2 separate regions of the Homo sapiens genome follow, and region 1 is linked to region 2. A link is a contact called in ENCODE Hi-C or POLR2A ChIA-PET data. All regions are on one chromosome and are shown on one strand. The core of a region is the stretch at or near the end of the contact, and the rest is flanking DNA. Distances in the headings are between cores, read along the strand shown.

Evidence for each region. A loop is a pair of places that touch in the nucleus more often than their neighbours do. ChIA-PET counts read pairs that join two places held with the same protein, here RNA polymerase II (POLR2A). Pooled maps may share reads with other maps.
Region 1: a pooled map shows a loop between it and region 2 (6-fold over the local background). The contact joins the enhancer-like site here to the promoter of MEIS1 in region 2. A Hi-C loop is called at or near these places in 2 of 168 maps with a recorded cell type or tissue (MCF 10A and gastrocnemius medialis) and 6 of 50 pooled maps. POLR2A ChIA-PET finds 5 or more read pairs at or near these places in 2 of 52 experiments (BJ and MCF 10A).

What each region holds. Positions count from the first base shown.
Region 1 is chr2:67,448,038-67,453,377 of GRCh38, reverse strand. The region is part of intron 2 of LOC107985891 (a long non-coding RNA gene); the gene reads left to right. Among named protein-coding and RNA genes, the nearest start is that of ETAA1, 53 kb to the right of the region's middle. Within about 2 kb of position 1,742, at least 3 of the 41 ENCODE cell types and tissues checked have a DNase peak (open chromatin) inside an H3K27ac peak, as active enhancers do.
Region 2 is chr2:66,431,540-66,436,953 of GRCh38, reverse strand. MEIS1 (Meis homeobox 1) reads right to left here and starts at 1,829. Exons shown (of 13, transcript NM_002398.3): 1 at 1,086-1,829. The coding sequence starts at 1,097. MEIS1-AS3 (MEIS1 antisense RNA 3) reads left to right here and starts at 3,484. Exons shown (of 4, transcript NR_046438.2): 1 at 3,484-3,663; 2 at 4,944-5,023; 3 at 5,116-5,134. RefSeq lists enhancers at 1,870-1,969, 1,557-2,433, 3,303-3,655, a promoter at 1,531-2,071 and a silencer at 2,678-2,777.

The sequences.
Region 1 (5,340 bases), core at 493-2,992, 1.0 Mb before region 2:
TGAGGGATTGCTTCATTGTTGTTTTTTTTTTTGTTTTCTTGTTTTGTTTTGTTTTTTCTTAGTGAAGCTTTCAATTTGAAAAGCCAAGCGATTGATTTGAAAATGAGTATAATAAAATATTTAAAAGAGGCAGGGGGACCTGCTACTCTCACTGCTGCCTCAGGGCCTTTGCAGTTGCTGTTCCTTCTGTCTGGGATACTCCACCCTCAGAAGACATATGGCTCACTCCTTATGTTCTTCTGGGGTCCGTGCAAATGTCACCCTTTCAATGAGGACTTTACTGACCACCTTATTTAGAATAGGAACCCCATCACTATCTATCCCCCTGTATCTGCTTGATTTTTCTCTATAGAATGTATCACCATGTGATATACACTTACTTGTTTATTTGTGTATTTCGGTCTCCTGTCACTAGAATGTAAGCCCCATGAGGGCAAGGATTTTGTTTTGTTTTTCTGCTGTGACCAGAACATTCAGAAAAATGCTTGACACACAATAGGTGCCTAATAAGTATTTGAAAAAAAAAAATGAACGAGCAAAGGTTCATTATAATGCAAAAAAAATGATTTTTTTTAAAAAAAAGAATAACCGGCCGGGCATGGTGGCTCATGCCTGTAATCTCAGCACTTTGGGAGGCCAAGGTGGGTGGATCACCTGAGGTTGGGGGTTCAAGACTAGCTTGACCAACGTGGAGAAACCCCGTCTCTACTAAAAATACAAAATTAGCTGGGCGTGGTGGTGCATGCCTGTAGTCCTAGCTACTCAGGAGGCTGAGGCAGGAGAATTGCTTGAACCTGGGAGGCAGAGGTTGTGGTAAGCCAAGATCACACCATTGCACTACAGCCTAGGCAACACGAGCAAAACTCCATCTAAAAAAAAAAAAAAAAAAAAAAGAATAACCAATGAAATAGGAGGAAAACCTGGAGGTATTTCAGAAGCCAAAAGAAAAAAAGGGACAAACAGAGTTATCAAATATGTTGAACGCTTCTACAGAGCCCAGTGAGATCACAAAGCAACTTGATCATCAGATTTGCCACCATGAGAGTCATTGCTGACTTGACGAGAGCAATTCCAGAGTAGTGGTGGGAGCAGGAGTCAGAGTGATTAGGGCTGAAGAAAGAATGGGAGGTGAGGGAGTAGAAACTGTCAGTAGGTAATCAACCTGAGAAGTTTTGTTGTGAAGAAAAGTAGACATACAAGGCAGTAGCTGAAGGGGACTATGAGACCAAAGGAGGGTGTGTTATTAATGTCTTCTCTGGATTTTTAAAATGGTGTATTGATTATCATCTGCTGCAGTAATGCTGCTTAAAAAACATCCACAAGGCCAGGCACCGTGGCTCACGCCTGTAATCCCAGAACTTTGGGAGGGCAAGACCAGAGGGTCGCTTGAGCCCAGGAGGTAGAGGCTGCGGTGAGCTATGATTGTGCCACTGCATTCCAGCCTGGCAACAGAGCAAGAATCTGTATTTTTAAAAAGTAATTAATTAATTAAAAATCCACAAAAATCTTAGCAGCATTGGACAACACACATTCATTTATTCTCTGTCTGGAGTCATTAGCTAGGTGGCTCTGCTCCATGTCTGAATTTTGGCTGGTTGTTGGTTGATCTAGGCTGTCCTCAACTGGGATGACTGGGATGACTTAAGCATGGCTCATGTCCCTTATTCTCTAGCAGGCTAGTCTAAGCATGTTCTCATTGTGACGTCTAGAGCATGACACATAAACAGAAACAGGCGAGTCTTCCTGAGCCCTAGGTTCAGAACTGGCACACTGCCACTTTTTCCTCATTCTGTTGACCAAAGCAAGTCAGGAGCCCAAACTAGAGTCGAAGGAAGGTGTGATATGTATTGTGAAATATATATTTGGTTTTCCTCCCATTTCCTGACATACAACCCCTAAAATCTTTAGAATCTCTAGCTGATGTCTTTTTGTATGCTAATGACGGCTGGGAGCCCCTAGGCAGCTTCATGATGAGGACTGTCACTGGAAAGACCAAGGCAGATTAGAGGGTTGGAACTTTCAGCCCACACTGGCAACTCTGGGAAGAGAAGAGAGGTTGAAGGTTAAAGAGGATCACCAATGGCCAATGACGTAATCAATCATACTTATGTAACAAAGCCTCTATAAAAACCTAAAAAAACAGGGTTTGGATGAGCTTCCAGATAGCTCATGTGGAGTTTCCTGGAGGGTGTTGGGCCAGGAGATGGCATGGAAGCTCCAGGCCGCTTCCCCTTACCTCACCCTATGCATCTCTCCGTCTGTATTTTTTGTAATAATCTTTGTAATAAATCAGTAAATGTGTTTCCCTGAGTTCTGTGAGCCATGCTAGCAAATTAATCAAGCCCAAAGAACCCTGTTTTATAGTTTTATAACCAGTTGGTCACAAACACATAGGTAAAATAAAATATCCTGGGGCTTGTAATTGGCATTCAAAGTGTGTCGGGGCAGGGGGCAGTTTTGGGGACTGAGCCCTCAACCCACAAGATCTGATGCTATCTCCAAGTAGATAGTGTCAGAATTGAATTGGAGGACAGCCAGCTGGTGTCCACTGCAGAACTGATCAATTGCTTGCTGGTGGGGAGAAATCCCCACACATCTGGTGTCAGAAGTGTGTTGTGAGAGGATAGTGAAAGAAAGATTTTTTTTTTTTTTTTTTTTTTTTTACTTAGGAGGTATTTCAATTACTATTGCAATGAAATAAACTATCCCAAAACTTAGCGACATGAAATAATCATTTCATTATGCTTATAATTTCTTTGGGTTGGGAACTCAGACAGGACACAGTGGGCTTGGCTTGCCTCTCTGCTCCATGATATCTGCAGCCTGAGCTGGGAAGATGCAAAGGCTATTGGCTGGAATCACCTAGAGGCATTTTTAGTTATGTGTGACGGTGATGTTGGTTGTCAGCTGGAACTATAGCTGAGGCTGTTGCCAGGTCCATGAGTGTGTGGCTCCTCCTTGTGGGTGAGGCTTTCTCACAGCTTGGCGGCCTCAGAATATTTGGACTTCTTTTTGTCTTCGTTGTTTTTTTTTGTTTTTGTTTTTGTTTTTTTGAGATGAAGTCTCGCTCTTTCGCCCATGCTGGAGTGCAGTGGCACGATCTTGGCTCACTGCAACCTCTGCCTCCCAGGTTCAAGTGATTCTCCTGCCTCACCCTCCCTAGTATCTGGGACTACAGGCGCGTTCCACCATGCCCGGCTAATTTTTTGTATTTTTAGTAGAGACAGGGTTTCACCATGTTAGCCAGGATGGTCTCGATCTCCTGACCTTGTGATCTGCTCATCTCGGCCTCCCAAAGTGCTGGGATTACAGGCATGAGCCACCTCGCCCAGGATTGGACTTCTTAAATGGCAGCTCAGGGCTCAAAAGGCTAGTGTCCTGGTGAACAAGGCCAAAGCCATGTCACCTTTTATGACCTGTCACACTGTATCACTTCTTACACATTTTATTGGCTATGAACTGTAGGGGAGGAAAAATTCCTTTTCTCACCCATTGCAAGGGTCATGGCTGACACCCCTATAACAAAAGACAAATAAGAGAAAAGCATACAGATATATTTAATATAAGTTTTATGTTACATAGGCGCCTCCAGAGAGGAAGACCCAAAGACCCAGGGAAAACTGTGGACAGTCACATAGAAATATGATTAGAAGACAAAAGGATGTGATCTAATGGCAATAAACTGGGTGAGGTGGGGTGAGACTTTAGCAAAGCCTTTTTCATTCAGACTCTTCTTGACCTCTCTGTGTGACATTTCTTTTCTCCAGGTGTAGGTCAGGACACCTGCCACAGGAAGGTCTTCAGGGGAGAAAGGGTCAGAGAATGACCTTCCTATGTTTTATGTCCTGCTTTATGGAAGGAAGAGTGAGGGGAATTTCAGTTTCTATGACCTGCTTCAAAAGAGAGGGGACAGGAGCAGGTCAGAGAGATCTTCCTGCTTCCGCAGATTTTGTCAATTTCCTTAAATGGAAACTACTTAGTATGCCATGGTGCCATATTTTGGGGGTAGCATTTCCTGCACACCACCAGAAAGAACCAATTATCAAGGCTGCTCTAGATTCAAGTACAGGGGAATTACACTCCGCTGCTTGACTGGAAAGCAGTAAGTTTAAGAAGAGGTGGGAACAGACACATGTGCAACTGTGAAAGAAGATCCAGCAGTTTACTTTGTGATACTTTTTGGGGGTCTGTAAACCAAATTGTACTTCACTGGATGTTGCTCTTCCCTGTCTAGTCATTCTACCTGAGAGCAGTTGACAAAGACTATAAGGCTCTTTACCCTATCCGCCCCCACCAAAAAAGGTATTTTTCACATGAGAATGGAGGCTTCACAATAAAGATTTCATCCAAGTTGACTCTATGTGGTTGATTTTGAGGTAAAGTCATTGAAGATGCTCATAGGCGTGGCTGCTGTGAGAAAGCTTCTCTATATTTACAAGCTATAATACAGAGAATATACCTGCAAGTCTCAGCAAGCACAGTGTTAAAAGGGGTGATTCTAAATGTCTGAGTCAGTGATATCCAGAGCCTTCTCCTGGGACATTTCTAGGGTGACCTTGACATCCAGAAACTCCAGTGCAGCAGTGCCTCACAGACTATATTTAACTTAAGATTAATTTTGCAAGGCTATGATAGGTCTTTGCAAGTATTTGATCATGCAGTATAACTTTGGCCATAGATATCTGCATAGGACTGATTTCATTTCTTAAATTTACATGTAACTTATGCCATTATTTTAACAAATCACATTTATATAGGTTTGTATGCTAAACCTAAGCAGCTAGAAAATAAACATAACTTTTAAAAGTAGGTTTTTCCTTTTCTTATAGGTTTTCTGAACTAGACTACTGAAGATAAGACCACTGAAAATAAGTTGACATCTGTTATAAATTTATACTATATATTTATGGTATCTAAAACCATGTACAACTATATATAATACAATAAATATATATGATAAATTTTATGTATATATTATATATTATTTATACATTATAGATTAATATATATTTAATATATTTTAAACCAATTCATTTTAAAAAGAAAGTTTCAATTATTTTGTGTTACATATCAGCTGTAAATAAAAAAGAAATACTAAATTGTTGAAAAATATACTATTTTAAGAATATGGATTTTTTATGAGTAAGTTGAGGTATTTATACATATCTCATTAAACATTATTAATATTTATAAAGTATTTTATAGTTAAAAAAGTTTTTTGAATGATCCTCCACATAGGCCTCTGTGGTATGTATGGCAGCATTATTGTTTCATACTTATTTTACAAAGATAAAACTGAGGGTCAGAACATTTAAGTGACTTAGTTTCACAAAGTAAGAC
Region 2 (5,414 bases), core at 580-3,079:
TGTTACTCACCAGGTTTAAAGCAAATTCAAAAGCAAATGCACAACTTTCCATCTTCCTCTTCCAGAAAAAAAAAAAAAAAACTACTTTCATATTGATTGTCATTATTTTGTGTGTGTGAAATTTAGCTATTTAGGTTTTTCTAATTGGTTCATTCCAGGCAGTTATTTTCCCAAGATTTGGAGGCGCTGAGAGTGAAATGATTTTCAAAGAAAGGAGGAATTGCCACTTTCATCTCCTTAAAGCCAGAGGTGTGAAAAGAGTTTGGAAGAACGCTGACATTTGCCTGAACCAAAGGAGTAAAGAAAACTGTGTCAGCCTAGTAACTTTCTTTTGCAAACAGGGCTTTGAGGGCCAGGACACAAATTATGCAAGGAAGGCTTTTTGTAGACCCCCTTTCTTTTAAGAAACTACCTCAGTTGGGTTGTCATTGTCTCACTTTACTCTCACTGCATTTCCATTGAAAAAGGAATATGGGGAAATTAGTATTGCATTTTTAAAGTGAGTAACTGTGTGCTTAGTATTCAATTAGTAGAGGGCTTATCTAAGAGAAACTTGCAAAATATTGCCTTGTATACAAGTCTATACAAATTGAAATTACTATAAAAAGATGAATGTTTTCTGACCAAAAAATTGGCTATACTATGACAAAGTTATTTCCTTTAAAAAGCTGAATACTTCTAGTGATATTAAAGATGAGCATAATCAATAACATATCAGAAGTTTCCAGCTGCATATTTTAGTTTAAACATAACTTTAAACTTCTGATCTCTGAATGTTCAAATTACAGCTTTAGGTATCTAGCTTTTTTAAAAAAAAACCCAGATGATTGTTTGAGCTTGCATTTTTATTTATATAGCTGCTGGTTAGGAATCTATAGATAAATAGATTCCTTTAATTAACAACTCCAAGTAACATACATAAGTCTACAAATGCATTGAATAAATCCTCTCGCTTAGGCCACGGCTTTAGGAGCCTCATTTTTTAAAAGAGAGAGAGAAAAAAAGGAAACTTTTTAGCAGTGTCTTTCGGCCACGTTTCAATTTAATCTCACATTTGAGTTCCACAATTGTTTTTTAATACGTACCCTTTGCGCCATCGGCCTCTCTGGCTCCCTTCCTACTTCAACTTCTAATATATCCTCTTTAAGGCCAGTGTGAAAAGAAACAAATATTCAAACTCCCCCGGAAAAAAAAAAAAAAAAAAAAAAAAGCACGACGAAAAATCCCTTAACGTCTCCAGCAACGTGAGCTACTGGTCCCAGATCTTCGGTCTACGGGACCTGAAGCAAAGCGCCCGAGTCACTGAGCATAAAAGCGCTCCGTTTCCAAGACAGCAGCGGGGGCAAAAAAAAGCAGATCTTCTCTCCCCCAAAAATCAGTTTAAAAAAAAAAAAAGAAAGAAAGAAAGAAAAGGAAAAAAAAGAGCGCCCCTCAGACCCAACTACCAAATCTCATGGCTTTCTGCCACTCCAGCTGTCAATCACAGGCGAGGTTGTCAACGTGGTGAATGAATGATCATCCGCTCTGTCTTCTTCTGGTCAGAACACCTCAAATGTTAATATTCAAATGCACAAAGCCCTAGCGCTCGCTTCCCTTGAATCAGTCCTAATTCCTAATCAGTTTCTCTCTTCTCTCTCTCTCTTTCTTTCTCTCCCTCTCTCTCCCTCTTTGCAAGTGCTGCACTGGAAGGAGATTAGAGAAGGAGGGTTAAAAAAAATGTCTGTCTGAGTTTGTCTTAAAGGAGCCACGATCGATGCTGCCCGCTTGCAGTCCCCGTGCGTGTGTAAAGTGTGTGTTGCACAGGCGGAGAGGTGGATTCCGACCAGAATGCTAGAACCCGGAAGTAGTGGTGGCCATAACAGGTCGCGTCTTACACAATGCATTGGGCTGCAGCAAGTAGGCTCCTCGGCAGGGGTGGGTGCGCGAAGCGAGCTCTGGCCGCACTGGAGAGGCAGAGAGGCGCTCCATTAAATCGCACGCCCAGGCACAAACACCACACACCCAGGGCACACGCACACAAACGCAGGCAGTAGCCCGCGGCCGCCAGCTTTATTTTCAGTATTCTTTTCTCTCCCTCCCCCTGCAGACTCTCTCCCCAAAGCCGACTCTCTTGAAATAAATTGGGAATCAACGCCGGGCAGGCAGCAGCGGGAGTTATTTTGCACAGGGCTCCGCGCATAGACTTCATGACTTTCCTCGAAATTATTGGGGTCTGCCAGTGTTTTTCGGGGCAGGGGGTGATGCGCAAAGTACTGAATTCTCAGAACTAAACACTGCAAGGAGAAAAGTCAAAGCGGGATCGTGGAGGAAAAGGAGGGAGAAGCCAGGTTGGGAAAGCCTCTGCTAAGGAGTCCTGAGAACATGGGGTTGAGGTGGCTCGGGCTTTCTGCAGACCCAGCTTAGAGGTTTCTTTGCTGTTAGAGGTGGACGCCCGGCCGGGGGAAAGAAAATGCTAGCATTTTGTCACTTCGGGTCTGGACTCCCCCACCTCCTAGCCCCGGCGGCTCCCAGCCCCAGCCCAGGCGTCCTGCGCGAAGTAGAGAGGAAGGGAGGGAACAATGAGCTGAGCGCGGGGAATGTGCCCCCAGCGCCTGTTTACAAACACCAAGCTATTTATGATCGTCGGAAAGCGAAACCCGGCGCGGGCTCGCAGCAGCCCAGACCTCGCGGGCGGAGCCGGGGCCGGGGAGCCGCTGGGAGGGAGGCTCTTTCTCCGACCCGCTCGGGGTGAGGCGGCCGTGCGCCCAGGGCGCGGCGCGGCGCGGCGCGACGCTGCCGGAGTGCTAGGCTCCGGCTGCAGCCACCGCTGCCTTTGTCTTAGAGGCGCCGAGGGGCTCCAGCCTCGACCTCTCCCGGGCCTGTAAGAACCTCGCGCCCCACTAGCTCTTTCTCCAGCGAAGCCCTGCCCTCACCACCCCAGACATCCTTCCCCGCGCTCCTCTTTCCCGTCCCCAACCCGGCTCGGCGAAACCTCCCAGTGCCAGAGAAAAAGAAATCCGCTTCGGAAGCTGAGATTTCAGACAAAAGCTGCCTGTACCTACAACTCGGAGGCTCCAACCAACCACTGTTTTTTGTTTTGTTTTGTTTTTAACTTTAACACCTATTGCCTGGGCTTTAATTCCCCCTCACCCCTTCTCTTTATTCTCCCGCTCTAAGCTTCTCCCTTGTGATTATATTTAGTGGCGTTATTTTCGTATTTATATTTCTGTCCGCTGGGCTCTGATCTGCCGAGATGGCTCAGCCGCAGCAGCTCTACCAGTGGCTGGAAACCTCACATCCACAAGCAGGGCTCGCAGCTCGCTCGGCTCCGAGAGGATTTTTCCCCCTCCCTCCAGCTGAAACCTCGCAGAAAACTCCCCCTGCGGTCGACTGGAAAATGAGCTCACCCAAATCTCGGTAGGCAGCCGTGGAGGAGTGCTCGGCCAATCAGGAGGCGCCCCCGCCCAGGCCGCCGCGCATTGGCTGCGGGGAAAATCAATTATCAAATAATCGATCAGCAGGGAGCTTCGATCTGCGGGGAATGCGAACTGCCAGTCCCTATTCCCGCCCTGAAGGTGGCCAAAAGGCTGACTCCCTCCAAGCAGCCCGCCCGCGCCTCCATCGCCCCCACCCACGTCCCACTCGCCAGCTGCGGACTGAACCCTCACCCTCAAGGGGGTGTAGGTAGGGAAAGAGTTTTGAGCAAGATTGGGGGTATCCCTTCATCCGAAGATTGTTTGGGAAAGGTTAGGAGCTCTAAAATGTATTGAAGCCAACTCTTAAGCGCAAAGTAAAAGATAATTTGCGTCCGTCTGCGAGGTAGGACTGAAGATTCTATAGAGTGGGCTTCCGAGGAGCAGGAGACACAGGGCGAGCATGAGAACATAGGTCTGGAATGAGGTTCCACCGAGCGTCCGTAGTCTCCTTAGGCGACATCTATCGCTTCCTTTAGCACTTCGCAGGAGTCAACGCGGGGTTGGTTGCCCCCAACAGTGGAGCGTTTCCATAAAGCCGAGCAGATGAGCCTTCCCAGCCGCCTGCACTGCACCCTTCCCCGCCCCCAACTCCGTACTGGCACCCTGTGTGCCTGAAGGGCTGACACACGTTCTCCCAAAACCTTCAGAAGCGCTTTGCCTTGAAAGAGCTCTCCCTCGTGTGTGTGTGTGTGTGTGTGTGTGTGTGTGTGTGTGTGTGTGTGTGTGTGTGTTTAAACCATCTCCAGGATCCCTTATCATTTGCTTCCTCTCTCCTTTTTCTCTCTGTTTCTCCCTGTCTTTTTTCTGACGCTTAAGTTTCAGGATCTTTTAGTTTTTTTCCATCACATACATGTGTAGGTTTTCTGGTACAAACGCCCTGAAACATCACTTGGGAGGTTAAGACAGGCCCGCGAGTAAAAGCTGGGGACGGAGTGGGTGGGCAGCCAGGTGCATTACCAGCGCCTTTATGCCTCTGCCTACACTTCCCGGCCTCCCCCCATCCCCCCACCCCCCCACCCCACGCCTCACCGTCGCTCCCCGGCCCCACAACATGAACTTGGAAGCAGAATTTCAGGCCAAGATGGAACCTCCCCGTCTCAGGAAGGCGATTTCTGTTTAATCCTTGGGAGGCTGCGCTGGCTGGGCCAGGCAGCACGCTCCTTTTCCGATTAGGGAAAGGACTAAGCTGGGCCGGCAGTCTGCGACCCCTTCCCGGAACCCCAGCCGACTTCGGGGTATACCTGAGCGCCTTCCGATGGCTGCTCGCGGGGGTGTGATCATCGTCCCCGCATCAGGCCCGCCAGGCATCTGCGCGACTCGGGGGTAGGAGGGAGATGCGTGGGTGGGAGGTGGGGGTCAAACCAAACACCGACAGGGCACACCTACGTTTATGATCCTTAAATGAACTGCGAGGGAAATTGTGTAAGTATAATTTAACTGAGAGAAATTTATTGCGAAATACGCTTAGAGGACTGTGGTCTTTAACAGCCTCAGGGGTTCTTCGGCAAAGAGGTAACGGGGCTTGGATTTACCACAACTCTGCGGCCACGTTTTCAAATTTGGAAAAGGTCAGTATATATATATATATATATATTTGACAACAGGATTTATTTTGTATTGTTGCTTTCCGGTAATCTTTTTCTTTTGTTTTCTAGCACAGATGAGAAAAGAAGGTTCAGGTAAGTCACCCTTTGCAAACATAACCAAAATCTTCAAAGCAGGAGGAAGACTAGACGACTGCATGCTTTAACCATGATGTGCCAGATTACCTTAAAAATGTACTTTAAATTACCTACACACAAATTTTCCTTAAAGAATGAGATAGTTTGAGTTTGCGGACTTAAAATCAACTCAGTAGTTTTGAAAAGTGCCCCTCCCCCCCCCCACAGTCTTTCCATTTTAAACTGTGAACCTAATATAACTTCTAGGCCTTTATACAATTAATTCTGAACAATCAAG